Linked DNA regions of Homo sapiens: all the other regions are linked to region 1. The links are chromatin loops, found by intact Hi-C in ENCODE. Cell type or tissue: heart left ventricle. All regions are shown on one strand. Links, peaks and the distances in the headings refer to the core of each region. The heading gives the core; the rest is flanking DNA. Region 1 overlaps RGS5 (regulator of G protein signaling 5). Region 2 overlaps CCDC190 (coiled-coil domain containing 190). Region 3 has its middle 13 kb from the start of CCDC190. Region 4 overlaps LOC127814295 (a long non-coding RNA gene). Region 5 has its middle 17 kb from the start of CCDC190. Region 6 holds the start of RGS4 (regulator of G protein signaling 4).

Region 1 (5,094 bases), core at 402-4,401:
CCCATTCAAAGAAGTTACTCTGCTTCCCTTCCAGATAGAGGGATGGATGTTGGAGGGACCTCTATACAGTACCTAGCTTGCAGCAAAGTTGGTATGAAAACAAACAAGAGATAAAACTATTGAAAAGCGCCTTTCAAAAACTGTCTGTATTTAAAGACGTGGCATCCTATCATATGAACACAATGTATCTCACATTTTCTTTTACTATTTCAGAATGCATTTTCTGTGAAAACACCATTTATAAATGGTAGTTAAATGCTCAAGACATACCACAAAATCCTTTTAAAACCAGGATGAATCAGTACCCTACTACTATTTTATCTATATCACTGCTTAAATAGAGTTTTTTGTGGAATGATCTAGAAATCAACTATCATTTATAACATTGCCAAGAGAAAATCGTATTCCATTTCTTCAGAGCAGACTAACATACCAGAACATCAGGTTACTCTTTTCCTCATATTTGCCCTGGAAATGTAAGGGAGAAAAGATATTCAGTGCTTTGGAAAACACTTCTTTCTATGGCTTCAGTTTCTGGCTTGGTATAGGCTCAAGTATAGAGCATTATAAAGTTAAGAGTATTTAAGTTGTGAAGTCTATTAAATTTAATTAGGAGTTCATTGTTCAGGGAATGACTAATGTTATTGCATTTCTGCTCATACAACAGTAAAGTTTAAAGGCCGAGGAGCTGAGAAATGCTGAAGTTCAAATCACTTTAAACATTGCACTCTTTTCACAAGACTAAATAATGTTAGATTTGTTTTACTCCTCAAGAATCCCTGGAATATTATTTCATCCCCCGTTTCCCTTTCCTCCCTACCATAGCCTCACAGACATATGAAAATAAAACAAACCAAATGAAAAATTCAAACAAAACAATAGCTCCAGCTTACCAAACTATTTTCCCTTTATAGATAAACTTGAATGTATCTGACATTAATTTGGCATCAAAAACAACACCATCCAGAGAAGATAATTTTCTAATTTGTTTACAATTTCCTGCTTGGTCTCGGGCTCTATTTGACTGCACACTAGACATTTTTTCCTGGCCACATTACATTAATGCTCATTAACAAGAAACTATTTTTATCTCCTGTCATCTCTCTTCCTCCTCTTGTTATTCTTTTGTTTTACAAAGAAAAACTTGTTTTGAAATAAAATCAATTGAAAATGCTTGAGTTAAAGTTTAATTAAAGGCTCAGAGGAAGATAATTCTTTGTCTAGATGACTCACATTAGTGATTCCAAACTGAAAACGGTTTGAATAATTCTGGGGCTTTGCAGTTTTAAATCTGCTCCCTGTGTGGGTATGCTGGCTGGCTGGGAAGTCAAAACTCAAAAGGCCACGGACCACCTCAGTCCTTCCTGCTAGTGCGTGAATTTAATGGGTTATCACCTTAAGATGCATAAGTGTGGAAAACCAGCACAAGCAATCACTAAAAACAGAAACATGGTTAAATTTTGAGAAATACAATTATATTCCACCAGAATGTGTGAAGAACCAATTATATATAAAATCTTATACTAGGTGTTTCAAGGGTTACAGAGTTGTTTCTCGCTTCAGAGACACTTGGAACAATTGAATATAAAACACATATATGTAAACTGTATAGCAGATATTTTTCCAATCACTGATGAAGGTAGGTGGAGTATAAAAACAAAAGAACGTAGGCCTGGCACAGTGGCTCATGCCTGTAATCCCAGCACTTTAGGAGGCCGAGGTGGGTGGATCATGAGGTCACGCATTCAAGACCAGCCTGGCCAAGATGGTGAAACCCCATCTCTACTGAAAATACAAAAAAAATTAGCCAAGCGTGGTGGCAGGCACCTGTAATCCCAACTACTCGGGAGGCTGAGGCAGAGAATTGCTTGAACCCAGGAGGTGGAGGTTGCAGTAAGCCAAGATCATGCCGCTGCACTCCAGCCTGGACAACAGAGCAAGACTCCATCTCTAAATAAATAAATAAACAAACAAACAAACATAGACTGTAACCTCAAGGAGCCCTAACTTCCCAATGTGCAATGGGAGATATTATATACCTAAAAACTGCTCCTAATATATCCTCAGAGCCCTCTGAATTTTCCATTCATGGCATTTTTCAATTGGCATTTATATCTCCATATGTATATGTATATGCGAATATTGTCTATCTCTCCCATTAAAGTGTCAGGTCCCCAAGAGCAGAGTGAACATTTGTTTAGTTCACAATTACAGCTTCAGCACTTAGCACAGGGCCTGGCATTTAATAGCATTCAATAAAGATTTGCCATGTAAATTGATGAATGAGCAAATGAATGAATGAACTGAATTGCTAGGTTATAGTAAAGCTGCATTTTGGGGTGGAGTAGGTGAAATATTGGAGTGCAGCTTAGAATGAGTCACGGAGGACTAAGATGTCTCTAATTTGCTAACTGGACAGAGGTAACACCATTAAATGACTATAAGCACTATAAAGTAAGTGAATTCAATTTCTGTCCTTGAAAGAGATTGAGAATGGTCAAGTGGGGCATTTAGTTCCTCATATTATATAGGACATATGCTGATGAGAAGAGGCAGGGAGGATAATTGCAATCACTAGCAATCTGAAAAGAATCAATTATAAGACCATAATTTTTCAGGATTTAAAAGAAACAGAAGTAGCCCTGGGGCATAGGCTATTCCTGTGGTTGAAAGGCTTTCGGCAATCACAAACAGGTTTCGCTGTAGACGCCAGACATATGTCAGGAACAGCGAGAAGGAAGAAGAGAGGGAGGAGAGTTGAGAAGCATAAGGCAAGATTTTTACAACACATTTCCAAAAGAGGTGTCCTAACATCGGATAATCCAATTTAAATTCAATGCAATTTAAATCCGTGTCGCAGATGCCCCCTGCTGGCTGTGGGAAGGCGTGAGCATTAGCAAAGAACTGAGCAAAGAGCAGATTGGTTCCAGGCTGCTTCCTTCTGAAGAAACACTACGAGGTTTCTTTCCACGGACTAAAAAGAACATGTCTGGAATAGATACCCAGGAAAGAGAAACACAAGCTTCTAAAACACTCGCTAGCCGTCAATGTCCACAGCCGAGAGTAAGACATTTGCCGGATTAGAGACCAGAGGAGAGAGGAGCTCCTCTGAGTTCCGTGCAGCTGAGAACTAATCTGAGAGGTAGAACCCAGCAGAGACTGACAGAGGGAAGAGGGCCCAGAGGGTCCCTGCGCGGGCCTATCAAGAGGGAGAATGCATTTTGCTGAAAGCTGGAACAGCTTTCTTCCTGGCTGCTCATTTAAAACTTCATATCAGTGGAGTTTGCTCCTTGTAGGTGGCTCCGAGACAGGGTAATGGATGATCTTGAAAACCCTTAGCGGGAGTATAAGAATATGCTAGTGGAAAGTCGGCTCAGTTCTGGGGCTGAAATCCTCAACTTGCCAGGATCCTCAGCATGGCCCCTAAAATCAAGATGGACTCTTAACTGCAGAGAAAGGCAGTGCCGGGTGATTGTGGTGGAAAGAATCTATCATTTTGGCATCTACCATCTACCCTATTTCTGAATTTACCTACTTCAGTTTGAACTACAGAAAATTCACTCATTGCTTGTGCTTTAACAGCATATGAAAGAGAAGTTTAGTAATAGTGTGATATCATGTTAAAACATGTATTTATTTTCTTACTTGATTTATATAATTAATATATGATACATGATGGAAAATGACTCTATGGTTAGTTAATATGAAATACTCCTCGGGTGCTCCAAATGATAAAAAGGTGAAGAAAATGCTAAGGAATATATAGTAGTAGTAGTATTAATGTGTTATGATATGACTTCAGAAATGAAAGCTCTGTTTCTAAACACAAGTGAATCATTCCCTAGCAGTGTTTTAGGCTTTCACTCATATTAGTGATTAATTACATAATAAGCCCCTTCAAACTATAAGATGGCTGAAAAGATGGAACTGACAATGTCATTTGTGTCAAATATATTCACAGAAAGCACGTTTATCTATTATACCCTTTCAACTCTTGATATGTTCTAACGTTTCCCTTCAGCAGATTGTCTTAATAACAACTCTTTTCATTTTTATGTTCAAGCTGTTACCTCAGCTACCCCAGGTTAGCTCATTTTCAGTAAGGGACCATCACAAGTAACCTGCAGTAACAGACTAGGAAGTCTCCCAGGGTTCTTGTTTAAATAAGCTGACTTAATTTCTTAGGACCATGGTGGACAGAGAAAAGCCTGTGCAGGCCGGGTGCAGTGGCCCACGCCTGTAATCCCATCACTTTGGGAGGGCAAGGCGGGCAGATCACCTGAGGTTGGGAGTTCGACACCAGCCTGACCAACATGGTGAAACCCCGTCTCTACTAAAAATACAAAATTAGCCATGAGTGGTGGTGCATGCCTGCAATCCCAGCTACTCCAGAGGCTGAGGCAGGAGAATCCCTTGAACCCAGGAGGTGGAGGTTGTGGTGAGCTGAGATCACGCCATTGCACTCCAGTCTGGGCAACAAGAGTGAAACTCAGTCTCAAAAAAAAAAAAGAAAAGAAAAAAAGAAAAAGAAAACCCTGTGCAGCCTCTCCTTTTGTTCACTTATTTATTCAACAAATTAAAAGTATGTTTACTGAATGCCTACCACATGATGTACGCTATAATATGTTTTGATATTTTCAACGAAATAAAAAAGATAAGGTCCTCTCATTGAGTTTATGTTTAAATTGGGCAAGACAGATACAAAACAAGAAATGAAAAACAATGAAATAAAAAATTTTAGCTGGTTGTAATCACTACAATATGACATGATGTATGTCATAGTTAATTCAGCTACTTGACCTAATCAAGCATTCACATCTCAACAGTGGTCAGCAAACTCTTTAGAAAGACCATGCTCCAAAGGTGGCTGCTGTAGCTGCCTCAGCTATCCCTATAGAGATCGAAATCAGATGCTTTGCCAACTAGCAGGACGCGTGCTAGAAGTGAGTGTTTACACGTAGGCTTGTTCATTAGATAATGGGCTCTCCAGTCACAATAATATTCAAGTTATTTGGACTTGTGACACTATTGTGGAAACCCCCACCCATTCCATAGAAAGGTTTTGAAAATGTAATTCACTCTTAACCCTTAGAG
Region 2 (5,094 bases), core at 613-4,612, 320 kb before region 1:
CATTTCACCCTGAGAGGAGCTGGTCCCTCCAGTGTTCATGGTAAAAACTTACCCAACTTTCCCCCAACACTGAGGATTGTGACACCCTTCAGGGTGCTCTTCAGTAGCCTCCAGAGAGACTGAGCCTCTACTTCTGGGAGTTTCCAGCTGCCTCTGCCTGTAGGTGAAAAATGGAATCTTTTCCCATTGAATGAGTTAAGGCAACAAGTCAAAAGCCCCTTCTTCCTCATGGGGGAGGAAATGGGGAAGGGATCATCTGTCCCCAGTACATCTCTGAATGAATGAATGAATGAATGAATGTAATAAAAAATGTTTCCTCAAAATTGAAGTATAAATTATCCCTTCTAACCATGTGTTACTAATTTGAATGTTAAAGATTTGTATTTGTAGGGTTGAAAGCATTTCTTAACTGAAAACGAGGGCAGGAGCCATCGGACACATGCCCTTCCCCATCTTCTTTGAGAGGAGAGTATGGGAAAAGAGTACCCTGGTCTTTGTTCCTCATCCACATTCTGGTATGGAGAAAGCTATTTTACTTATCATGAGCCTCAATTTCTTTATCTGTAAAATGGCAGCAAGTATCTCCCTGATTTTCTGTCTCAGAAGGTTCTGTGAATATTTAATGTAATGGCACAGGGTGGAGTTTCCAATCTTGGCGCTATTGATGTTTCGGGCTTGTTAATTCTTTGTTTTAGAGGGCTGCCCCATGTATTATAGAATTTATGGTCCCTACCTACTAGACTCCAGTGGCAGCCCCCTCACCTCAGTTATGACAACCAGAAATATCTCTGGACAGTGCTGGATGTTTTCTGGGGACAGGGGGCACATTTGCTCCTAGCTGAGAACCACTGGTATAAGTAAAGTGGCCATGGACTGGTCGAGAGCAAGCCATCCTAGAGCACCGTGTGCCACGTCAGGATTAAGGATTTAAACTGTTTAGAATTTAATGAGTTACACAAGAAAGGTTCCATGCAGCAGCGTTCTCTTTGATTGAGTTAAGTTGTACTAATCAGAGTATTACATCCATTGTATCGAAGAAGGCAAATGTATTAGACTAAATGATAAGAAGATAAAATCTAGGTGGTTAGAAGATTTTTAAATGTATAATTTTTTGGCGATGCATGGAATATTATTTAAAACAGGATGTACTAAAATATTGATTTTAGAAGTGCAGACAGATCTGGGTCTGTCAGATGTATATGAAGACACAAGCAAGATAGCAAGGAGGAACATGCAGAATGTTCACTTCTGTAGATGGCAGGATTGAGGTGGACCTGGAACAGAGAACTAGGCTGAAGTTGGCTCCCTCCTGCCTTGTGATGGCCCCTTCCCGCTGTGAGAGCTAGTACAGTGAAAAGACCCACTTAGCAGTGACAAACCATTCACTCAGGACTCAGCCTTGAGGGAGAATTGTGATGACGATAGGCAAGGCTTGCGTAGAAGACAAGAAGAAAGAACTTTTAGGAAAGAGCTTGCGCAGTTTACAAAGGGGTTCTCTAATTGTTGTATGCCTATTCATGTTGGCCCAGGCATGGCTGGTGCAAATAAATTAAGTTTTTGTGAATCAATCAGTTCTGTCACTTATGGCCTGCCTTCCTCTGTTGCTTTGCTTCATGGAAGAAAGTGTTGGAGGAAGCAGATTTCTTGTGTTCCTTTCACTATAAAGTATTGTCTCCCCATTGAAGGCCAGAGGCTGGGCTGATGAAACTGACTCTCAAATGTTTGATCTAAGTTTTTGTCTTCAGATAGGTGGTAGTGTGGTGTAATGAAAGAGCATGAGCAAGGAAATTGAGTAGAAGAGAGATCAAATGCTAGTCTGCCATCTATTAGCAAGTTACCACCACTCTTCCCTCTATTTCCTTATCTGTAAAATGGGGATAAAGAAAACTATTTTGCAAAGAAAACTTTTGCAGCATTGTTTTGAGGATCAGTTGGCATGCTGTGTGGAATGTGTCAGGATAGGGGGAGGTACTGAAAAATAGGAGCTATTAGGAATTACTATTTTTAAACACAAGGAATTCTAAATCTGAATTAAATGAAATGTTTTCAAATTAAATATACTTCAAATTTATATTTAATGAACTATAAATTAAATATGAATTAATCTTCATTTCAGGCCCTTTGTAATATTAGTAGGTTGGGGTCCTTTATCATTTCTGAGCTAAATAATCTTGTTTCATCAAAATATCCCAGGCTGGGTTACATCAACTATTGATGCCAGAGATGAAATAGGCCCTCAAGTTTATTCTTCTGGAATTAAAGTTTGTTATTGGGCTGAAGATTTGAATTTACCCACCACAGAGGCATGATTTCTTTGAGACCCACGGGGCAAGATGGTTTTCCTGATAGAGTCAGTATAGATAAAAAGTGGTGATGATTTTATTCTACACTTCATTAGGTAGACAGTAAGTTTAAAACGCATTAACAAAAAGCTATTATTTTCTAATGACTTATGATACTACTTATTTTTAGAGTGATATTTGGGTCTGTTGGATGGGAAACAAAATCTAATCGATTCTTTTACAGTGTAGCCCAAGACATAGAGGCCTACTTGAAACAATAGCTTGTTAACAATGTTAGTACCTCTCATTTTACAGTGAAATCATTTTGATAGAGTCTGCTATGCATTTGACAGCATGTTGGGAGATGATTAAAAGTTTTTTAAATCCTTTGATTCTAGAAGATATGAGAGGGAAAAGATTGTCCATTATTCTTTCAATAGGATTCAAAAAATTTGATATGAGCAGGTTGAAAGTGGGAGGGTGAAAACTAAAATGGAGCTATCTGTAAATAAAGGAAGGAAGGAAAGGGCTTCCAAAGAGAGCACGTGGGTGTGGTTAAAGAGCAGATTTTCTTTATAGACCATGTTACAGTACCTATTTACAATCACATTCCTATTCCTACCACTACTATATATCAAACTAAAACAGAGAGAATAGCTATGCCGTTTTGCCAGCAGGTGGCACCATGAGAATCTCCTAGAGGAAACAGGAAGTCCCTGAAAGCAAGACTGTTACTGTTTTCCCAAGTCCAGTCATCAATATATATTCATATTTTTGATGACATCATAAACATATCACTTAAAATATTTTCAGAAGATTCATTCTTCCTCTCCTTTTTCATATATTAGCATTGTTCATTCAAGAAATATTATATTCCCGGAAAATAATAGGGAGTTTAAAATAAAATTGTAATTCAATTATGTTTGTTTGTTTTTCTCTGTATTGCTTAATATAGTCATTTGAGGAACACATTTCCTTAGCAATAATGGCATATGTTATTGTCAGGCTATGTTAAACGGTTAGAGAGGAAGAAACTTAGAAGGCACCCTGTTTTCACACTCCTTTCCTGCCCTGGATGATGAGGATTCCCCATGCCCAAATATCTCTCCAATGCTAAGCAACCTCTCAGACTCAGGGGGGACCCTGTGCCGGAGATAATGGGCATTTCTGGCCTTTGAAAGCAACTCTAAGAAGGTTGGCTTTGTGAACTCGCCTTCGAAGCTTCCTGCACATTCCATGTGTTTTGGGGGAATTTGTTTTCCAGTGTTCCCATCTGGCTTTAGAGCAACATCTTTTGATCTGGTCTCATCAGCACATGCCATTCCACTATCACTAGCTGGGCTGGAACTAGGACCTTGTTCTATGGTGTTGGTGGAAACCTCTTGATTTTGGCATGGAACAGAGATGCCCTTGCTGGGGTCTACGTCCTTAGATGGATTCACAGAATCTTTCTCTTGGGCTTGTGGTTGCTCTTTTATGAAGCAGGCAGTTCTGTTATTTTGAGAGAGTGGCTGCTTTTTGCTCTTCATGGGGTCTTTGAGGCCAGCATCATGTGAAGGAGGCACCTGGGACTTGCTTTTGCATGTGTCTTGGGCCATACGGGTTGCCAATGCTCTGAGAAAGGACATAAAAGAAAGATCTCTGAAAACCAATAAAAAGGCTCTTCTTTAGACCTTTCAACTTATTAGGATGTGGCCCCCTTCAGTATCGGCCAAGGTAATATAGGTGGGAATGGGGTGGAGGGTGAAACTGAGTAGTAACAATGCAGGGAAAATGTCTCACTTAAGAAGTGGAACGGAGCATTTCTTCAGGAAAACAGTTTAAAGAGGTCATTTGGGAAGAGAGACTTAATGTCATACCCATGGGTTTAGTAATCCATTTCTTACCTCATTTTCTTAGCCTGTGGGGCTCTGTGCTTCTGCCTTCCCTGTGGTGAGAACACGAGAACATCTTCTGGTCTCTTCTGAAATCCATTCCCCAAATAAGAGGAGAACTTTTTCTTCATGGTTTCTGCTTTGAGTTAATTAAGAAGTGTTATGAGTTGGATTGTGTCCTTAAATTTTTTATGCTCAAGTCCTAACCCCCAGTACCTTAGGGTGGGACCTTATTTGGAGATAAGGTCTTTACAGAGAAAATCAAATTAAAATGAGGTCATTAGGGTGGGTACTAATCCTATATTACCGGTGTCCTTATAAGGAAAGGAACTTAGAACACACAGACACACACAGGGAGAGCACTAAGAGACACAGGGAGAAGACAGCCATCTGTAAGCCAAGGAGAGAGGCCTGAAACAGAGCCTGCCCTCACAATTTTCAGAAGGAACCAGCATGTTTGACATATTGATTTTGAACTTCTAGACTCTAGAATTGTAAGGCAATAAATTTTTGTTGTTTAAGGCACCCGGTTTATAGTTCTTTGTTATGGCAGCCCTAGAAAACTAATATAAGAAGAAGAAAAATAATTCTGCAAACTGGGCTTTCAGAGAACCAATGTGTATAAACCTTGGTGTATATTACACATTAGGTTGATCTGGTGTGATAGATGGAAATGGAAAATTTAAAGCAGTTTTCCAGTGTTTGCGTAGTATATGTTAAAGAGGATTTAGAAACACTAAGATCAGAGGTTTAAACCAGCTAAGCCCCTGGAGGTTTCCTTTGAACATTTTACTTGGCAAGCACAATGTTTTCAAAAACAAAATGACTGGGTGTGAGTGGATTGTCTCCTTCACCACAATTATGTGACCTCCTACCCACCTGTGAGTTTGCAACTGCCAGCCGTGACTAAGTGGACTTTTCACTTGTTGAGTTGATGT
Region 3 (5,094 bases), core at 744-4,743, 330 kb before region 1:
ATTCTATTTTCTGTAATGAAAGAACAGCACCAATCACAGAATGGTGTTCAATACAGATATTTGTTGAATGAATGATTCTCAAGAAATACAGCAGTGGGTGTTTTAGCCCCTGGCCAGCAACCAACATGTTGCATATATTATCTTAATTGTGTATCAGAATGCTTAATAAAATTCAGCCTTCCCCCTAGTTGTATTAAAACTGATGAAATAACAAGGAGAGAAAAAAGGGAGAGAGAGAGATTGATTCTTGGAAGAAAGAGAATGATTTGACTATAGCCAAAACATAGGAGTGCCTAGAAATCCAGGCATGAAGTAGCTCCTGCCAAGGGCAAGATTTTGTCTCCCTGATGTGTCCTGTGCCTCAGACACATCGCAATATATTGCCCTCTATCTCCTCTTGTTGACAGTTTCTACTGGACTCCTAGCCACTGTCTAATTCTCTTTCTTCAAATTTTTTTCTAATTGTTAATCTCTTTCAGAAAGATTGAGAGCGCTAGCACAGTTCTCCCAACCCCCAAGTTACTTTCTACATCAAGATAGCATCTTATGTACAAGTCCATGCAGCAGGTCCAGTGAGCTTAGCATCCCGCAGCCTTCCAAGTTTGGTTGCCAGGGTCTTCCCAGCAAGAGGGGAGGGCCATTACTCCTTGGGTTTTCCAAGTTCTTGGAAATGGCTTCATCTTTCATGAAGATGCCCAAGCCAGGGACCGGAATCCCACCTTACCTTCCTTCTTCAGACCTAGGCAGCCACCACGTTCTTCCTTTTGAACGTTTTTCTAATCTTCCCCTCTTCTTGATCTACACCACTCTGACCTCATTGGGTCCCTCAACCTCTCTCATGTTAGCCAGACCTACAGTTTTATCCCCTGATTCTTGGCCTACCCTGGAAGCCCTTCTCTCTATAGCAGCCAGAAAGATATATATAAAATCCAGAAGTGGCTCTAACCTTTTAAAAGTTCTGAAGTAGCCAGGCCCAGACAAAGTCCAGACTGATCAGCATAGTATGTAAGTAGGTTATTCCACTGTATGCCTCTTGTCCCAGTTTATTTATTTTTTTGATTTTTTTTTTGAAGATGGAGTCTTGCTCTGCCACCCAGGCTGGAGTGCAGTGGCCCGATCTCTGCTCACTGCAGCCTCCGCCGCTGGGGTCCTGTCTCAGCCTCCTAAGTAGCTGGGATTACAGGTGCACGCAGCCATGCCCGGCTAATTTTTTGTATTTTAGTAGAGACAGGGTTTCACCGTGTTGCCCAGGCTGGTCTTGAACTCCTGAGCTCAGGCAATCCGCCTGCCTCGGCCTCCCAAAATGCTAGGATTACAGCTGTGAGCCACCATGCCCGGCCTCAGTTTATTTATTAGTAGCATCCCTTTTCACTCTTGGAAGTGTTCTGGTTTAGACGGTCAGTTTTGTAGTCCCCTCAATATCAAGTTTTTCATTATCTGAATCTCCCACTTCTCCAGCTCTTCAGCACATCCACTCAGCAGCTTATCTCCTGCTCATCTCTCCCTGGGCTTCCTCCTCCCACTGGAGCAGGATGGCTGTAGCAGATATTCCAGAAGCAACATCTAGGAAGTCACATCCAGATAGGACAGTGTCTAAAGGATGGAAACAACTGTTTTCTCTGTGTCTATTTCTTAGGAATGGGAATGTCTTTCCCAGAAGTCTTCAGGAGACTTCCCTTCATGTCTAACTGAGAAGGATTGAGTCACTTGCTCTTTTCTAAACAAGCCTCTGGCAAGAAAGAAAGAATGACCATGACCGATGTTTATCATTTGCGGTAGACGTGAGGAAATAGGTAATGACCGTGACTGTAACACCAATTTTTGTTTAATTTGCTTTGGGGCCTGTTGATTCCACTAGACGGCAAGCAAGATCACTGTGTGGGATATGTGTTCACCCTTAGCCCCAAGCACAGTGCCTGCATCAGCGGGCACTTTTGTTGCCATTGTTGAACTTTTGGATGGATGCAAGCTAGGCGGTATAATGTAGTGGGGAGAACAGGGTCCTTGGAGCTAGATAGAAATAGGCTTGGTCCCCAGCTCAGTACTTGCTGCCTGTTTAGGATCTTGCTGGACTTCTGAAGTTCAAAATCTTTAAGCTTCAGATTTCTTACCTGTAAAATGAAGCAAAGACTACCCCCGAGAACACATGTAACACAGATGAACCAGCCAAAACAGCCACAGATATTTCTCCAGTTTCTTAACATTTCCATTTAATTCTAACAATATTTTTGAGTGAGGGTGTGGCAATGTTTGTGTGTGTATGTGTGCACTTGTGAACAGGTGTATGTCATGTATATGTGGGAATACCTGTAAGAAAAATGGAGGAAAATATCTTCTAAGGAAAATGTCATTCCTGCTATTGCCCTCTGGAATTTATGAGGTCTTTGCTGACTATTTGACCTGTAAAAGATAAAAAGCCTCTCTTAACCTATTTTTCATTCCAGGAAAGTGTTTCTAAAGTGTGCTTTGTGGATTGTAATAGTCCCTGGAGATGATTTATGGACAAAGTTTTCATGGTCATATTATTTGGGGGAATTCAGTGTGGTGTGATTTCCCCCTTGACAGTCACAGTGACATTAGCATATTAAAGGCTTAGAGAAGTCTCATAGAGAAATTTGTTTTCATTGTTTAACCCAGGTTTCTCCAAATTTATTTTAACCCAGAGTCCTTTTTTTTTTCTGACAGCACCTAACAAGATCTTTTGCAATGCTCTTTGGGAAATTATATTAGCCTAATTACTAATTTCCTGGCCCTCAAGGTGACTTGCTTGAACTTGCCACCTTCGCCACTAGGGGGCAGCATTGGTTTACACAGGGTGAACAAACGTTCAATTCTAAACTAATATTCTTTGGTGGGAAAGTGTGTTCATTTTGGTTTGTTTTGAAGAAGTCACTTCATACCTTTGAACTGGGGTTAAGCTGGTTAACTCCCAAAATTCCACCAGTTCCAATATCCTATGGAAAAACCCCAAAACCACTAGTATAAATAAGATAGTTATTTCTGTTACTAAGTAAAGTTTTGTTAATTTTTTTAGTGATATTTAGGATTAAATGGCAAAGTATGGGTAAGCTGTAGAACTTTCCACCTAGGGATTCTGATTGCCCTTAGCCAAAGTACATTCTCCTGAGCGTGAATTATTTTCCATCCCTGGAGAGTTAGCTATGAGGCAAAAGGAAAGTCTGTATAGGTTTTCAATAATGAAAGAAGGACCCTTGGGAATCAGTTGTTATGAGAAAAAGCTTCTCACCTTATCGCTGCAGGGACAATTAAGGAAAAGTCTTGATTTTAGAATTGAGGTCCCTGTCAAGGCTTGGTATTAAAACCTGTATTAGGGACTTTTTTTTTTTTCTATTTGGTCATGACACCAGTTGTTAGTGCTTCTGCTACAGAAACAAAGATATTCGGGGGCAGCAAAGCTCAGACGTGCCAGCTTTTCTGTTTAAGAGAAGTCCCACTTGGTTTGGTAAGGGATGGAGTTAGAACCATGTGATAACATGTTCTTAAGTTCCCTGTGATTCCTAGAATTGCCTTATCTTGCTGATCTCTTTCTGTCTAGATTTTTAATTCTCTTCCTATAGACTATGCCAAATGTCATTTTTAGTCCAAACTTAATTAATTTTATTTTTCTTTATTTTGGGACCCAACTGTATTAGTCAGGATTATCTAGAGGGACAGAACTAATAGGATATACATATATGTGTTTATGTATATATGTATATATCCCCATAATATATGTATATAGGGGAGTTTATTAAGTATTAACTTACACGATCACAAAATCCCACAATAGGTCATCTGCAAGCTGAGGAGCAAGGAGAGCCAGTCCGAGTCCCAAACCTGAACAACTTGGAGTCAGATGTTTGAGGACTGGAAGCCTCCAGCACGGGAGAAAGATGTAGGCTGGGAGGCTGGGCCAGTCTATTCAGTTTGATTCCAACCAAAATGTGCTATGTCTTTTCACATTTTTCTGACTGCTTTATACTCTAGCTGTGCTGGCAGCTGAATAGATGGTGCCCACCCTGATTAAGGGTTGGTCTGCCTTCCCAGCCCACTGACTCAAATGTTAATCTCCTTTGGCAACACCCTCCCAGACACACCCAGGACTGATACTTTGAATCCTTTAATCCAGTCAAGTTGATGCTTAATATTATCCATCACACCAACTTATACTTCATTTTGCTTGTATTTTTCAGATGGACCTGGATAAAGACTCTGCCAAATGTTTTTAACAAAATTTGCTGGGACTTAAAAAACTGTATTAGGGCTGCCATTCACCCTTAGTTCCCTGAAACATGATCACCTCCCACCAGCATACTGATAGCTAGCATACTGCGGGTATGAGCGCTTGTAGTGAACTACCATCTGAGTCCTCAGGGGCACCTTCTTTTTATGGCCATTTTTAAAAAGAGTGTTGTGGGTCTGAATGTCTGTGTGAGTGTGTACTCCCTAAGGAAAATGAGGGGAAAATCCTCTAAGAAAAAATATCATTCAAATATGAATTCTTATACCTCTTCTGTAAAATTATATCTGCTCTTTCATTTAATAATATCAAAATAATTACTAGCATCACTATTATTCTGCTCATACTATCCTACTTGCTGGAGCTCCAGGGGAAGCCAGGAGGGAAGTAGGCTAAGGGTCTCAGTGATGCAGGCAGACGCTTGCTCACTTTCTGTTTCTCTATCCACAGCTGGATCGGTCACTTGGTTTGGCAGTCCTAGCTCTTGTCCTTTAGTTTTGAACACTTGGTCTATGCTGTTTGTCTCATTTCTTCCACCTCACTATGAACAAATAGTCCTCAGCAAGAGTGTTCAAAAATTTTTCCAGTAGTGAATTGCATAAACATCTTTATATACAGCATGTATACATTTTATCACTCCTTTTTAAACTAAGATTTATTTTTATTAATAATTTTGAGTTGAGAGGGTCCATGCGAGTATTCAGTTTGATTCTAACCAAAATGTGCTATGTGTATTTGGGGTCTTTGTATGTGTATTTATATGTGTTTTCCTTTTACCAGGAAGGTTTCCTCATTGCCCAGTTTCATGCAACCAGTTCAATGGGATTAAACTTGAGTAGTTCAAAATAATTTAA
Region 4 (5,094 bases), core at 664-4,663, 140 kb after region 1:
GAATCTTAGTTTAAACTTCTACTTTCTACTTAGCTAATCACCTGCATGGTTTACCATTCTACTTTCTGTCTTTCAACCTAAAATAAAAATATAACAGGGTGAAATAAAATGTACTAATTCCCCATATAACGTTACACCTGAGCTGTGGTAAGGGGATAAACAGTGACTTCAGATAAATAGTTCAATATCAATTGGGGTAGAAATGTCTCTTAACACAACATAGTCTGGTTTATTCTAAAGAAATAATGTCAAAATTATGTTATTATAAATTCCTCATGCAGAAAAATAGTTATTTTCTTTAAAAAAAATTAATCCTCAGGGTAGAATATGTGGTTAAATGTGTTTTGTTTTAGTTAATACTAACTCTAGGAGAAAATCTTCAGAAAAGCCCTAGCCAATGAACAGAACTAGAGGCAACTGCAATCAACAAATCACTAAGCTGTGAAATATTTAACACAAAGGAAGAAAACTGAGAGAGAACTTTATTCTCTCTTTGGAGTGATAGGAGATTCTAGGAAAGAAAGGGATGGGAGAGACCCTAGAGGCTTCCAGAGGAATAAAATAGAGTCAGGAATGAGACAATACATATGTAGGGCATCTCTGAAGGCCTAGAAGGTCTGTGTAAGACTGCCAACCCACCCAAAGGCTTATGGAGGGAGAGAGACACATAATCCCTTGAACAACAAAGCATAGCAAAGAAATTCAAAGTATCCAACCAACTAAACCCTTCCCCACAGAACTGAGGAACCCTTCATAGGTCTATATCTTTTGTGTTGTACTGTAGGGAAGTGGTAGAATAGTAGGTATCTAAGGATACAATCCTTTCTAGAAGGATTCAGGGATAAAATCTGTAGAACATAAAAAGGGTCTGCTGCACAGGTTACAAAAATTAACACTGCCTCCACCAGTGTAAGCGTTTGAGATTAGGAAGCACAGTAGAGGAGCTAGGGACAGAGCTTCTAACATTAATTACTTGGGTTCAACTTTTGTCTTCCTGGTTTCCTAGATATGTGACCTTGAGCTAGTTGTTCCAGTTTTCTTTAAAGTAAATAAGATATATATGTGTGTGTGTGTGTGTGTGTGTGTGTGTGTGTGTTTATAAATGGAATAGGAAGAGAAACTACTTCATGCAGTTGTTGTGATAATTAAATGAGGTAATACATGGAGAACACCTGGCATCTGGTACATCTTCTGCAAATATGCACTATCATTATTATAAAATATTGTATAAAGGTGTATAAATGGAAATTATCTTAATGGATTGTCCTAGGAACAATATTCAGGTAATAATTTTGAATATATATGGTCAAACTGTGTTTACCAGGTTGAATTTGCTTAATAAAGAGTAAAGAAAAACTGGCAGCTGATTTTTCCAAAGACTAAAGATGAAATGAGATAATATTACTTGGTACTTATATAGAAATGCATAGACTTAGACCCCTTTTTGAGAAAACAGGATTTGAAAAAGATATAGAGAACTTAGAAGTGATTTTCTCCTAAGGGTCCATATTAGAAAATGTACTCTAGACAATATAAATCACTATCATAAAGAATTCATGAGAATGATAACATGGCACCAGAACTGTGACAAAACACCAACAAAACAAAACAACAACAACAACAACAAAAAAAACCTACTTATCCCCAAATTTTTCTGATTTATGATAGTTATTATGAGTTTCATTTTTTAAAAATTCCCCTTCTGCTATGGCATGAATATTTGTGTCTCCCCAAAATTCATATTTTGAAATTCCAACTCCCAAGGTGATATTAGGAGGTGGGGCCTCTGAGAAATGATTAATTCATGACAGGGGAGCCTTCATGAATGGGACTAGTGCCCTTAAAAAAGAGGTCCAACAAAGCTCATTCATGCCTTCCATTATGCGAGGGCACAGCTAGAAGATGCCATGTATGAACCAGAAAGCAAGCCCTCACCAGACATCAAAGCTGCCAGGGCCTTGATCTTTCCAGCCTCCAGAACTGTGAGAAATACATTTCTGTTGCTTTTAAGGTACCCAGTTTGTGGCAGCTTGTTACAGCAGCCTGAACGAACTAAGACACCCTTCTAAAATGTGTTATAACTAACTAATTAAAAATTAGAGTACAATCACTGCTCGGGTGACAGATGTACTAATATCTCAGAAATCACTAATAAAGTATTCAATCATGTAACCAAAAAGGACCTGTGCCCCAAAAACTATTCAAATAAAATTAGACTACATTAAGATCAGTATTTTTCCTGAGAATCTCATTAACTCATTTGAAATAACTGAAAAATAGCACTGGATATTGTAATACTAATATTGAAAATATACAGAATATAAAAATTGAAGTTAGGCCGGGTATGTTGGCTCATTCCTGTAATTCCAGCACTTTGGGAGGCCAAGACAGTAGGACTGCCTGAGGCCAGGAGTTCGAGATCAGCCTGGCCAACATAGTGAGACCCCATCTCTACAAAAGAAAACTGAATTTTAAAAAGTCACATTGACCAAAAAATTTTAAGAATATCTAATTTGTTTCAGCTGATAATTCCTAAGGTTCTCTATACTAACTATATTAAAATAATAGAGTTTGCTGTGAAAGTTGGGGAAATGATACTAGAGAGGTTAGAGTTTAATATAGCAACTTTTTGCTTCCTTGGATCTTGTTTAGAGCTCATCACAAATTAGCAAAGAATAGGTACTTTATAGTTCCAAACTAAGAATTCCATGCGAGTCCTTAACAAAGATACTGTATTGCAAATGTACAGCTCAGTTCTGAAATCCACTAATAAAGATGAACACAGCTGAGAAGTCAAGTGGATTAACAGGCTTGTAATGATGAAAGGGTAATAAAAAGCAGATAGCTATTTTGAATTCAACGCTATTTTTCTTCTTAACCCTGGGCTCTAAACATGTATTCTAATGCCAATAAATTTAGAATCTAATTTTTTTCATCCAGAACATTGTGTTCAATGTTTATCACTCTAATTTACTTTTATGAATGAAAATGAAATAAAACTTTCAAACTATGTAAGGTTAACACTAATGCAACAGCGCCACCCAGTGAATATGCTGTATATTCAAAAGTGTTACTAGAATTTACCATTTTCTTTAAATACTAGCGTACTTTCAAAATATCTATGGCCTCAACCATTTATATAAAATTATACACTACAATACTAACTCAAAAATATATAAAAGCATTACGCATTTTTACTTACCCATTTATAACTACAGTTAAGATGTGCTTTCTGATATTTGTGATTAAAGGGTTTTGCATATTAAATGCTACCTATGTCAGCAAGCTAGAAATGTTGGCTGATAGGAGAGACGTATCATTATTTCCTCTCATATGAAACATTAGGCAGGTATAAAACAATGACACTTGTTTGCTTTTGCAGATTTTGTATATATCGCATAATACAGTACATAGTTTCAAAGATTTTGTCTCATGCCCTTAATATAAAATGTGTGTTCATAATTTCACTTCATCTTGCTATTACTGTTCATAATTCATATAAGTGAATTGAATGATGGCATCAATAATACAACCATAGAATTTGTAAACCAATCAATAACGTAATGTGGTGCTTGAGCACAGGAGTTTGAGGCTGCAGTAAGCTATGATGACACCAGCCTGGGCAACACAGTGAGACCCTATCTCAAAAAAAAAAAAAGCTAATATGATATAATATCAGATAGCATTTTAATATTCCACTCTATAGTGACTAGAACATAGTTGGAATATTGCTTTCGGTATTAAGTCCACAAAAATCTAATAGAACACTTTTTATGTCATCTTTTTATTTCTCAGGAAATAGAAATACATTGGAGGAAAAGGCAAAAAGAACTAAAATATATTCAACAAAAAGAAAATTTCTTTTTCACTCTGACCTGCTAGTTTCCCTCCTCAGAGGCTACTACTATTACTTTGTTAGACGCATCATGTCTCAAAAGGAGTTCAGTTCAACAACAAATACTAATTGAGTGTGCAGTTTGTACCAGGCATGGTGTTAGGTGTTGGAGCATCAAAGGTCATTAAGAACCAGCCCTGTATAATAGTGGAGACAGGCACAAAACAGATCATTTCAATATAACATAAACTTTTTTTTTGTAAGTATGCAAAGAATCCATCTCAGACCTCTCTTTTTGAGTTTCAGAATCATTCATCCAATTGCCATGTATCTGGACATTGTCATGTGTATGTTTCACAGGCATGTTGAGCTAGACATGTTTAAAACTGAATCACCAGTTACCTCCCAAGTGAGTCTGCCTCTGTGTTACCTAAATCAGAGACTGGCATCCCATTTATCTGGGTACTCAAGCCAGAAAATTTCACTCGTACTTATCAAGCATCTCCAGCGTATAAAGATTTGTGCTAAGCTGTGGATACATGACAGCAAATAGGGTAGTCCCTGTCTTCACCAAAGCTTGTTTAAGAAACTCTATCCTTGATTTCTCCCACTTCTGCCCTCACAATTCAGTCACCAAGTTTTGCCACTTCTACTTCCTAAAATTCTTCTGAGATCTATTTCTATCCACACTGGCAATGCCCCAGTATAAACTGCCATCTTTCTTTCCCTGGATTACTACAATTATCTCCTAACTGGTTTCCTTCTTGCTGGTATTGCTGCCCTTTGAGTTCTTTTTCTCAGAGTAGCGATTCATCATCTAAATACTAACCTAATCATGTTGAAACCATTCAAAGTTACTATTAGCCTTAAGAAGGAGTCCAAACTTTGTGACATCATCACTAATGTTCTTCATGATCTGGTCCCTGTTTACCTCTCCACCCCTGTCTAGAATCTCTCAGTTCCTAGACTGTGTTCTTCTTCATAAACATTGTTAGCCTCTATCTAGAATACTTGTTTTTTACCCTTTCAATTCCTAGCTATTATCAAGCATGGAGCCAATAAGACTGAACTGCCTTTTTTTTTTTCTTTTTTCCCTATGAGAATGTAAACTCTGTCAGGAAATTATTAGATTGGTTATTGCCATATTTGCTTGTTCATTATTATATTTCTAGTATCTAGCTCAGTGTCTGGCACAAAATAAGGGTTCAATGAATATTTTCTGAATGAACCCACAAATGTCAAGAAAGCAGAGAGAAAAG
Region 5 (5,094 bases), core at 545-4,544, 300 kb before region 1:
TAATGGACTCCTAATTGATTTCTCTACTTTGGTCCCTTCTCACAGTACCAGATTAATCTTCACGTCATTCCATTGATTAAAACCTTCCAATAGTATGTCTTTGCTTGAGAAATAAAATTCTTTAGCCTTAGAATTAGATGTTTGCTATGGAAATGCACCTCTAGTTATGGCAGCAGTGACAAAAGGATTCAGATTCCAGATTCTTTATAAGTATTGTGTAATGAAAAATTATATTGACATCAGTGAACACCATGCCCTCCAATATCCCCATCATCAAAGAAAAGTTAAATTTGGTCGCCACCTACTATCAAAGGTAGAAAATAGAAATCATTATAACTTAGAAATAAATTTAATAAATACTGATATAAAAGATCTCTTATTCATAGTCATGTTTAATATTTGGTGAGTATGAAATTGAGATTTGTTTATTGCAAGAAATCTGGAAAATAAAGTTTAGGAAAAATAGTTCAAAAAATCATTGTAATCTCATCAACCTATTATCATTTTGAAGTACTTCTGCCTGCTCTCGAAGGAGAAAAAACTTGCTAATGAAATGCTTCTGTTTTGGCCACTGGGTACCTCCCTTTTTTATTATCCCTAACCCATTTGTCTCAGCCTATCTTTTTTTTTTTTTAACTGAGCCAGCCCATGCTCATTCTATGCCCAATATTTTTTACAAATCCTCTTCTTATGCTTGGGAGCTGGGTTTTAGAGGCTACCTCTTGCCAAACCCATCTTTAGAAGAATTGGGGTCTTAGAAAATTTCCAAAGCATCCCGAGTTTTACTGCAGCACCTGATAAAGGGAAAGAAAGTGGGGAGGATACCAACCAGCAGCACCTGTGAACCTTACAGAAGAGATCTTCTGGGAGTGGGGTGCAACAGCATCAGAGAGGAGGGTCATGCCCACTCCTCAGCAAAACCTACAGGTCTCCCCAGAAAGCCTGACCTTCTTTCTTGCTTCAAGGGAGCCAAGACCAACTTTGAACTCAACTATCCTGAGTAGAGAATCTGATGTCACCACCCTACGTTTTATGATCTTATCTGATGCAGTCCCTGAAATTGGCAAATTAAAGATTCCCTTAGCTTCAAACTTCATTGAGTCTTCCCTCCATTAAAGAAGAGAAGCCTGGGAATGGCTTGGAAATGCAAACAGCTGAATTTGAAGCTCTTAAAGGATAGAAGCAACTGGGGCAGAGCACCTGTGAGTGTTCCCCCACACCACATCCTGCAGACGAATTTACTGCTTTTGTGCTCTTCACTGCTGTGTCTCTCCCCTTACTTCCATCCGATTCTCATTCACTCCATCTTTTGCACGGGGAAAGCAGTTCAGGTGCTATGGACTAAATGTTTGTGTCTTCCCAAAATTCGTATGTTGAAACCTAATCCCCAATGTGATGGTATTTAGAGGTGGAGCCTTTGGAAGGTTATTAGGTCCTGAGGGTGGAGCTCTCTCTCATGAGTGAGATTAGTGTCTTAGAAGAGAGGCCCCAGAGAACTCCCTCCTCCCTTCTGTCATGTGAGGACACACAGGAAAATGGCCATCTGTGAACCAGGAAACACTCATCAGACACCAAAAACTGTTAGCACCTTGGTCTTGGACTTTCCAGCCTACAGAACTGTGAGGAATAAGTTTCTTTTGTTTCTAAACTGCCTAGTTTATGGTATCTTGTTATAGCAGCCTGGATGGACTAAGGCATGAAACTACACCTACTGGGTTATTTCTCAAAGATGTTGCTGAGAAGAAACCTGAGCCCTTTAAGATTGTACACCTTTTACCTTCACATCTGTTAATTTCTAAAGAAGTTCTAGAGCCAGGGATTCCACTCCAGCCCTTGGTCATCCATTCTGGAATTCTGGCACTGCCATGGTTGGGACCATTTGTAATTAAAGAAAAGAAGAAGCCAAATTTACTTTAAACACAATAAAGTCAGAATTGTTATTTTGCAAGTGGAATTAAAGGCAGGTTTTGTTTTTACAAGGAATATGCAAGTTAGTCGGTATGGTCAATGGGAGAAAATGTCTGATTGAGCAAAATGTGTTACCATTTTAAGTAAATTAGGAAGCAATATGATGGAGAGAGTGTGTTAAAGTGGAAACACCTACAGCCCATCCCACATCATTACACTCTCCTTTACAACACCTACACACCCTCAGCCATCGTCCACTTCCTCTCCTCATACCTAGGACCAATGCATATCATTTCCTGACTCTAAATTCAGAAAATGCTGGGCCAAGGAAAATTCTCTGGAAATTCAATGGATGCTTGAGATGGCAGAATTGTTGAGACTCAACAAGGGTTTTGGGGCCAGGCTTTGTTATTCCCTGAAGCATGGGCCGTAAAGATGGGGAGGGTCCAAGAGAGGATGGAGAACTGCAGAGAGGGGGATAAAGGACAGGAAGACAGTGAGGGAATGAGAGGGCTTCCACTTTGAAACACCTGAATCTTTAGGCCACTTGCATAGTCAAAGGAGAACTTAGTGTCACTTAACATCATGGTAATGATACCATCCAGTCTCATGATTCTATTTTGCCTAGCACAGTTTTTTAAATCATTCAATAGAGACTATTAAATCTGTGTTGGAATTCAGTTGCATGGACTAGGGAAATAACCATAGGCTTGAAATTAGGCTATGGCCAGAATTTCAGTTGGATACGTCTAGTTAAAGTGATTCTTCAGGACTTGTGAAAACTTGTTGTAGTTTCTGAGTCTGACATGGGGTGGCGCTCCTAAACCACTCTCTGTGCGCAAAACCTTTGAGCAGGAACTCAGGACATTGGAAGTGTCTGGGCCCTGGGCATGAACCTCAGTGGGGTAAGTCAGAAGAGAGCATGAGCTCCTGTTTGGCCCAACAAGTAAGACCTCTCTCCTTTCCTTCACCTTTCTTTTACATGTAACATTTGCTTCTCCTAATGCCCACAACATGCTGTTTCATTAAAGGGGGTTTTCATTTTTCTTAAGATGACTTAGCTGAAGTTATTTTTTGCATGATGGAAGTTAGGAAACATTAAAAAAAAAACTTTTTAAAAGGGCAAAATCATGCCACGGGTTTGAATTCTCTCTTCTTGGTTGCTAAAATGAAATGAGGACTACTCTTCTGTGTCAGTCAAAAAAATTGTTTCTAGAGGGTTCTGCCTAAAGGTTCATGTCAACTCTTCATTCTGAACTCTAGAAGCCATTTTGACGTTAAATTCATAAAATGTGATAACAGAGGGAAAGGACTTTTTTAAAGCCATAGAATGCCAAAGAAATGTGACTTGTGATGACCGTCATTATAAAATTTACCTGGGCATGGGATTTGAGTTCTTTTAACTTGCTAAGGGTTTTCTCACTATCGTTTCACTCATTTTGGTCATCAATTCCCTCTTGAAAATGCTTGTTTTCCACTTCCTAATTTGCTGATGCTTATCCTTAATGGAGAGAATGAAGGTGAACAAGAGCTGAGTTGTTCTTCCTTCTCTCTGTTATCTGTCAAGATGACGTCCCTTCCTAAGCCGCGGAACTATCCTTTCTGTCTATCTGAATATTGGACAATAGCCTCTTCCCACTGAGAGAAAGAACCTCTGTGGCTCTCTTTAGCGTTTTCCTTCTGCCTCAACTGGCTCCAGACTTTGGCCTTACTAATACCTGTCCTCGCAGCCTAGGTCACATTGGATGTGACTGAGCTTCTTTCATTTTCTGCTACTTATAACTGGAGCTCACTTCGGAGCACCACATGCATCCACTTTGGTTTGTTTTGTGCTGATCTACTTTCTTCCTTATTTTTCAATTATTTTGAAGGACTTCCTTCTCTCTTTAGACATGTCTCTAAGTTATATATCGCTCTTTTCTGGACTTAAACCAGCCTTCCTAAAGACCCAACTGACCACACAGAATCACCTTCTTTTGTGTTAATAAACTTCTAGACAACAATTTTTTTCCTACATTTCTCTCTCTCTCGAGGATCAATATTTGTATTTAATTCTACTTCTCCAATTAGTTCTTTTTCTTTAAGTCCTCAACTGTTTATAGTAGCATTTTCCTTCATATTTCTGAGAGCCAAACTTGTGAGCCAGGAGAAAAATATATGATTTTAAATGTAAAGACTTACCAATTCAAGTAAAGCTCCTAGCACACAGTTATCATCCATGAAATGAAAAGTATTATTATTAGTTGAAGTTTTTCAATAAATTTAATTCAATACACTTTCAAATACACCTGCTTAATGCCAAACTCTGTACCGAAGGTGGCAAAAATTAATAAGCTATGATCCTGTTCCTTGAGAAGCTCAAAGATGAGGAAAGGAGACAGGTGTCTAAATTAACAACTAAAAAAAAATGTGACCCTTCTAATTAGGAATTTTTTTTTATTATTATACTTTAAGTTTTAGGGTACATGTGCACAATGTGCAGGTTAGTTACATCTCTATACATGTGTCATGCTGGTGTGCTGCACCCATTAACTCGTCATTTAGCATTAGGTATATCTCCTAATGCTATCCCTCCCCCCTCCCCCCACCCCACAACAGTCCCCAGAGTGTGATGTTCCCCTTCCTGTGTCCATGTGTTCTCATCGTTCAATTCCCACCTATGAGTGAGAATATGTGGTATTTGGTTTTTTGTTCTTGTGATAATTTACTGAGAATGATGATTTCCAATTTCATTCATGTCCCTACAAAGGACATGAACTCATCATTTTTTATGGCTGCATAGTATTCTGCGGTGTATATGTGCCACATTTTCTTAATCCAGTCTAGCATTGTTGGACATTTGAGTTGGTTCCAAGTCTTTGCTATTGTGAATAGTGCCGCAATAAACATACGTGTGCATGTGTCTTTATAGCAGCATGATTTATAGTCCTTTGGGTATATATGGCTGGGTCAAATGGTATTTCTAGTTCTAGATCCCTGAGGAATCGCCACACTGACTTCCACAATGGTTGAACTAGTTTACAGTCCCACCAACAGTGTAAAAGTGTTCCTATTTCTCCACATCCTCTCCAGCACCTGTTGTTTCCTGACTTTTTAATGATTGCCATTCTAACTGGTGTGAGATGGTATCTCATTGTGGTTTTGATTTGCATTTCTCTGATGGCCTGTGATGGTGAGCATTTTTTC
Region 6 (5,094 bases), core at 520-4,519, 100 kb before region 1:
TCTTCCTCATCTCTTTCAGGGGCTGGAGAGGCAGAGGGAGACAGAGGAGCTGGTACTGCAGAGCGGTCGTCTGATTGGCTGGACGGTCGTAGCTGGGCTATAAAAGAGACCCCTACAGGCTTAGCAGGAAGACGCTCAGAGGATTCTGACAATATCTTTACCGGAGAAGAGGCAAAGTACGCTCAAAGCCGAAGCCACAGCTCCTCCTGCCGCATTTCTTTCCTGCTTGCGAATTCCAAGCTGTTAAATAAGATGTGCAAAGGGCTTGCAGGTCTGCCGGCTTCTTGCTTGAGGAGGTAAGATTGCTTTCAGCCATTAACCATATTAAACTTTTGGCTAGACTTTCTCAGTTATTTACATGTTGTACTTACTAACCTAGTTCTGTGCAATTAGAAACAGTGTGGTCAGGAGAGCACGACTTTCTAACTTTCCTCCAAGACTAGCTAGATATTGTGACTTAAGACATGTGCTCCCCAAATTTCAGCCCTTATGTGTTGTTTTGTGTGACCTCAGTTTTGAGAACTGTTCTATTCTTTAAGCCAGGTCTAAGAAAGCTAGTTTTAATTAAGAAGCGAGATGAGGTTTGAGGCTATGTACAGTGATCTGTAATATCTCCATCTGTGATTACTACTGCTATTTGAGCATCCCTGGAGTACATAGAAGCCTGGCTCTGGGCTTTCTGATTGTATGCTACAACTTGTTTCAGGAAAGGTACCCCAGAATGAGGTTTGGCTCCATCATCAGAAAGGCACTATGCTTTCCGTGTGGTGGTGCAGTAACTTTCACTCTCTATGTTCTTATAAGCAAATGTTACAATGAGATATGAGTTTTAAAGCCAGATCTTCCTTATCTCTCTGCCCCATCTCTAGTTCTTGAAGTGTCTCATATGAGTTTGGTTGAGAAATATTGATCATTACAAATCAGTTAATAGTTTTGTAGAAGATCTCATCTTAAAGACATTGTTTTGTTAATATACTCCCTTGATTTTTTTAAAAGACCTTACAGACATACAGCTATTCATTTGTTTTTGGTTTGTTCAAAAAAGGTATAAAGAAATGCATTCAGAGAAAGATCATATATTAGCCAGTTGAAAATTAAACACAAAATGAGTGCATATTACATTACTTAATCTTGCAGTCAAAGGTAAAAAGTCAACCTAAAGGTATACTACCTGCTTTCTTATCGCACTGCAAATAGAAATTACCACAAATTTTATTTTGGAAATAATCTCAGAAAACATAATTTTTTATGTACTATTAAAACATTTACTTTCCAAATATTCTGTCATTCAGGAGTATGGAAGTATCGATGGCTTCTTTAAAATGAAGCAGGAGGGTCTGGCAGAGAGTATCTATGAAATAAGTTCCTCTGACCTTCACGCTTAATTTTCTGAATGGAGTGGAGCAAATTACTTCAAGCTTCACTTAACTTGCATATGAAATGAACCGTACAAAAATACAAGAGTGTCAGGAGAAAGTTATGCTCTGGTAAATATTTTGCAAAACAGATAAAAGATAATACTAGAGCTCTGTCCTCAAAGAGTTAAGCAGCTAATCTAAGGAGGTAAACTCTATGTCAGCAGGATGAACTGCTCTTCCCTTTCCTCCTCAATAAATTGCAAATCATCTAGTCCAACATCTTTACCACCAGTGCCTGAGGCTCCAGAGGAGCCATTGCCTTCTCAAGGTCACATAGGTGGTGGGTGAGTTAGGACCAAATCTAGAATTCCTGACTCCAGTAACTTCTGAAGTCATTTTGTTTTTTATTTTTATGGTTTTATTATAAGAATACTTGCTAAGCACACTTACCCCCTGCATTGATTAATAACTCTAGGATCTCAGGTGGATCCAGCACATAGAAATATGAATTCGTTTCTATTTGGACTTCATGATATATTTACATTATCACCTTGGAATCACCCTAACATTCAGGATTGTATCTTGTTATAATCAAAAAGGATGTTGCATCCCCTGAACAGTCATCAGTCAGGGAAGCAGAGGAGGGAAAGTAATCTTGCGAGGAAGAGAAAATACTATTTAAGGGACAGTCAGAGAACATAATGGAATTCAAACTTTCTGGGAAAACCTACATACATAAATGTATTAGTGGCCATCCTAAATGTCTTTATATCTTTGAGGCTTTATTTTCCCTACTCCAAATAGACACATTTAGTTATTCATTTCTTTTAAAATGGTATTTCTCTTTTTAAACTATTTCTTGACTTTTTTAATAAAAAGAGATGCAAGCAAGAGGATATTTAATAAAAAGTAAGAGAGTTGAGCTTAAGGCTTATTAAAAGACCCCCTTTTTCTAGTTAGTCAGGAGCTCTAATGTGCCCTGGCTACCTATTAAATGGTGGCAATAAACTGGAAGCTCAGTGATGACTCTAGCCTGCTTCTCCTAATAGCTGTTAAGCCTCAAATGCCCTTTAGAGTGTGTATGTCCTTTAAAGTAGCTATTAAGAAGGAAAGCAGCAGCAGCAGATATTGTCTAGAAAGAAGCCCCAAGAAGCTGAGGTTTCAGCTTGGGCATTTGTTTTCGCCATCCCATGCTCCATTTCCCTCTGCTGGAACTGTGCACCTCAGTGTATTCTCCCTCTATACCTCACAGCAGGAACTGCTTGCCCCCCCCCCCCCCCCCCAACATACATGGCTGGAACTGAATAGACTTTTACTTTCCCGAGGTGCTTCTACAGTTCCCTCTGCCAGCAGGGGAACAGATGGAAATAGCAATCACCTGCCAGAAGGTGGCGTGCAGCAAGGATGTGCATCTTTTGCCGCTACTGCTTTCTGATTCCTAAAAATTACTCAGAGATCACTCATGTGTTCAGTGATTCAGGTTCTGTTGAAGATACCAAAGATATTCGGTTGGTCAAAATGACGGGCATATAAAGGCTTCTCAGGTTTCTGAGGTAAACTGAAGGGTCAGAATTCCAGTTGTGGATGAAGGAAATGGTGTTATGACTGCCTCAAGGTTTTGTAGCAAGTCATAGGGAACCAAGAGGAATCTTGTTTTCCTCAGAGGTCATGCCAACTCCAACTCCCGTTCCCTAAACTGTCTCTGAGCCATAGACTAGTAATGGACTCTTCAAGCTCTACCATTAGGTATCTTTTAAAGAAAGCTGGTTATTACTATTTATTCATTTTTTTCTCTTCTGTGCAGTGCAAAAGATATGAAACATCGGCTAGGTTTCCTGCTGCAAAAATCTGATTCCTGTGAACACAATTCTTCCCACAACAAGAAGGACAAAGTGGTTATTTGCCAGAGGTAAGAGAAAAGGCCTTGGTGAAGATGTACTTAGTATTAACTATCTGATGATGGGGATGTTCTGTGAGAAGGAACTTGTGCTCCTAGTTAAGCCAGATTTGGATCAAGATAGCCTCCATTTTCATGGAGATCATAACTACATTTGAAATTTCTATACATTTAGTGAAAAACTGCCCTCATCAATAACATATTTTGTCATAACGATGGAAAATAAAATCTTTGCCTTCATTCAGGATCTTAGATTTCTTGCCCCAATTTTTTTACCATGGCATTCCAATTATTCTGTTTCTCTCTATTTTTTCTAGAGTGAGCCAAGAGGAAGTCAAGAAATGGGCTGAATCACTGGAAAACCTGATTAGTCATGAATGTAAGTCTGACAGCAACCTGGGATGAGGTACTCTGGATAAGACAAGTTATATTATGCTGGTCTAATAGAAACTGCAGCAAGGCCTGGCTTCTTTCTGATGTTCAGACTCAGGAGACTCTTTAGGTCTTAAATTCAGTCTGTTTAAAATTTTAATATGCCCTAGAGCTTTGTGATATACAATGAAAAGTTTATGCAGGAACCATGTGGAAAACCATCTCTCTCATCACAAGGAAAAACGGAAGAGAGAAAAAAAATGATAAATATCAATACCTTCTTGCAAAATCAATCTCAGTTTCTCTTTCCCAAATTGACCTTGGTAATTGATAGCTGCATAGGCATTTCAGAAGCAAAATACTTCCTTGAAAGAGGCTTCCAACTTGAGTAAGAATCATTAGGTAGAACTGGGAACCACTGGATATCAAACACAGATTAGGGTTACCTGACTCCAGGTGACTTGAAAAAAGCAGGGGAAAAAGGGATTGCTTGAATCCATGCTTTATCCCCCAAGTACCTCAGCTTTATGTGAAATAGCATATCCAAGAGGCCAACCAGTGTGATGACAACTGTGGTCCTTTCTCCTGTATCATAGGTGGGCTGGCAGCTTTCAAAGCTTTCTTGAAGTCTGAATATAGTGAGGAGAATATTGACTTCTGGATCAGCTGTGAAGAGTACAAGAAAATCAAATCACCATCTAAACTAAGTCCCAAGGCCAAAAAGATCTATAATGAATTCATCTCAGTCCAGGCAACCAAAGAGGTAGGTTTTTTATGGATACATAAAAATTGTACGTATTTATGGAGTATGTGTGATATTTTGATACATGCATACAATGTGATAACAATCAAATCAGGGCAATTGCTATATACATATCTCAAACATTTATTATTTCTACGTGTTGAGAACATTCCAAATCTCCTCTTCTAGCTATCTTAAAATATACAATAAACTATTGATAACTATATCACCCTAATGTGCTATCAAACACTAGAACCTATTCCCTCTACCCAACTTTCTATCTATTCCTTCTACCCATTAGCCAACCTGACCAAAAAGGTAAGCTTTTATGGCAGAGAACTCTCTGGATCTTAGTGAAGGTTCCTAGAATAGTGGAGCTGACTATCATAATCTTGACAACCCCAAATAAATCAGTTTTTTAAAAAATCTCTTTTATCCATGTGGCTTACCATAACCTCCCTGCATGAATTTTTCTGATGAATCTCCCCAATTTGTTAGACAGAACAGAAGATCTTGCCCTGCTCTCTCTAAAGCAGAAAGGTTCATTCTGAACCTTTCATACTCTCTCACATGTGCCAAGGAGGACCCCAATGTCACTTTTGTTTTTTGCTTCTGAAATACAGAGGGTGCACTGCCACTTACAAGTCACTACAAAGCATACAGGCTTGCATCCTCAACAGGGATATAGGTCTAATGAAGCCTTGGCCTTTGCCCCTCAGGTGAAC

The links. A loop is a pair of places that touch in the nucleus more often than their neighbours do. Peaks named below come from ENCODE experiments on the same cell type or tissue, not always from the same donor. Only the 100,000 strongest peaks of a DNase experiment are listed, where the experiment ranks them.
Region 2: a loop joins it to region 1, with 8 times the contacts of the local background. A loop is called at or near these places in 61 of 110 quality-filtered maps.
Region 3: it touches region 1 in a loop (9-fold over the local background); 58 of 110 quality-filtered maps call a loop at or near these places.
Region 4: it touches region 1 in a loop (11-fold over the local background); 54 of 110 quality-filtered maps call a loop at or near these places.
Region 5: it touches region 1 in a loop (12-fold over the local background); 75 of 110 quality-filtered maps call a loop at or near these places.
Region 6: it touches region 1 in a loop (6-fold over the local background); 75 of 110 quality-filtered maps call a loop at or near these places.

The regions. Positions count from the first base shown.
Region 1 is chr1:163,172,125-163,177,218 of GRCh38, forward strand. All of the region lies in intron 1 of RGS5 (regulator of G protein signaling 5), which reads right to left. The region is part of intron 2 of RGS5-AS1 (RGS5 antisense RNA 1); the gene reads left to right. Among named protein-coding and RNA genes, the nearest start is that of RGS5-AS1, 13 kb to the left of the region's middle. In heart left ventricle, for the core only: CTCF peaks have their summits at 2,866 (motif pointing left) and 3,069; a DNase peak (open chromatin) is centred at 2,867; H3K4me3 peaks cover 1,355 bases; H3K27ac peaks cover 2,210 bases.
Region 2 is chr1:162,851,464-162,856,557 of GRCh38, forward strand. It overlaps CCDC190 (coiled-coil domain containing 190), which reads right to left. Exons shown (of 4, transcript NM_001394065.1): 3 at 4,169-4,292; 4 at 1-3,896. The coding sequence ends at 3,302. Among named protein-coding and RNA genes, the nearest start is that of CCDC190, 7.2 kb to the right of the region's middle. RefSeq lists an enhancer at 2,816-3,110. In heart left ventricle, for the core only: a CTCF peak has its summit at 2,955 (motif pointing right); no DNase peak of the experiment used is centred there.
Region 3 is chr1:162,845,246-162,850,339 of GRCh38, forward strand. No RefSeq gene overlaps it. Among named protein-coding and RNA genes, the nearest start is that of CCDC190, 13 kb to the right of the region's middle. In heart left ventricle, for the core only: CTCF peaks have their summits at 2,781 (motif pointing right) and 2,988; a DNase peak (open chromatin) is centred at 2,806.
Region 4 is chr1:163,312,939-163,318,032 of GRCh38, forward strand. The region is part of intron 2 of LOC127814295 (a long non-coding RNA gene); the gene reads right to left. It also overlaps a transcript of RGS5 not described here. Among named protein-coding and RNA genes, the nearest start is that of NUF2, 6.5 kb to the right of the region's middle. In heart left ventricle, for the core only: a CTCF peak has its summit at 3,059 (motif pointing left); no DNase peak of the experiment used is centred there.
Region 5 is chr1:162,875,469-162,880,562 of GRCh38, forward strand. No RefSeq gene overlaps it. Among named protein-coding and RNA genes, the nearest start is that of CCDC190, 17 kb to the left of the region's middle. In heart left ventricle, for the core only: a CTCF peak has its summit at 2,706; no DNase peak of the experiment used is centred there.
Region 6 is chr1:163,069,233-163,074,326 of GRCh38, forward strand. It overlaps RGS4 (regulator of G protein signaling 4), which reads left to right and starts at 129. Exons shown (of 5, transcript NM_005613.6): 1 at 129-296; 2 at 3,163-3,267; 3 at 3,573-3,634; 4 at 4,224-4,390; 5 at 5,089-5,094. The coding sequence starts at 253. LOC124904446 (a long non-coding RNA gene) reads right to left here and starts at 4,224. Exons shown (of 2, transcript XR_007066703.1): 1 at 4,146-4,224; 2 at 3,766-4,045. In heart left ventricle, for the core only: a CTCF peak has its summit at 2,755 (motif pointing right); no DNase peak of the experiment used is centred there; H3K4me3 peaks cover 3,107 bases; H3K27ac peaks cover 553 bases.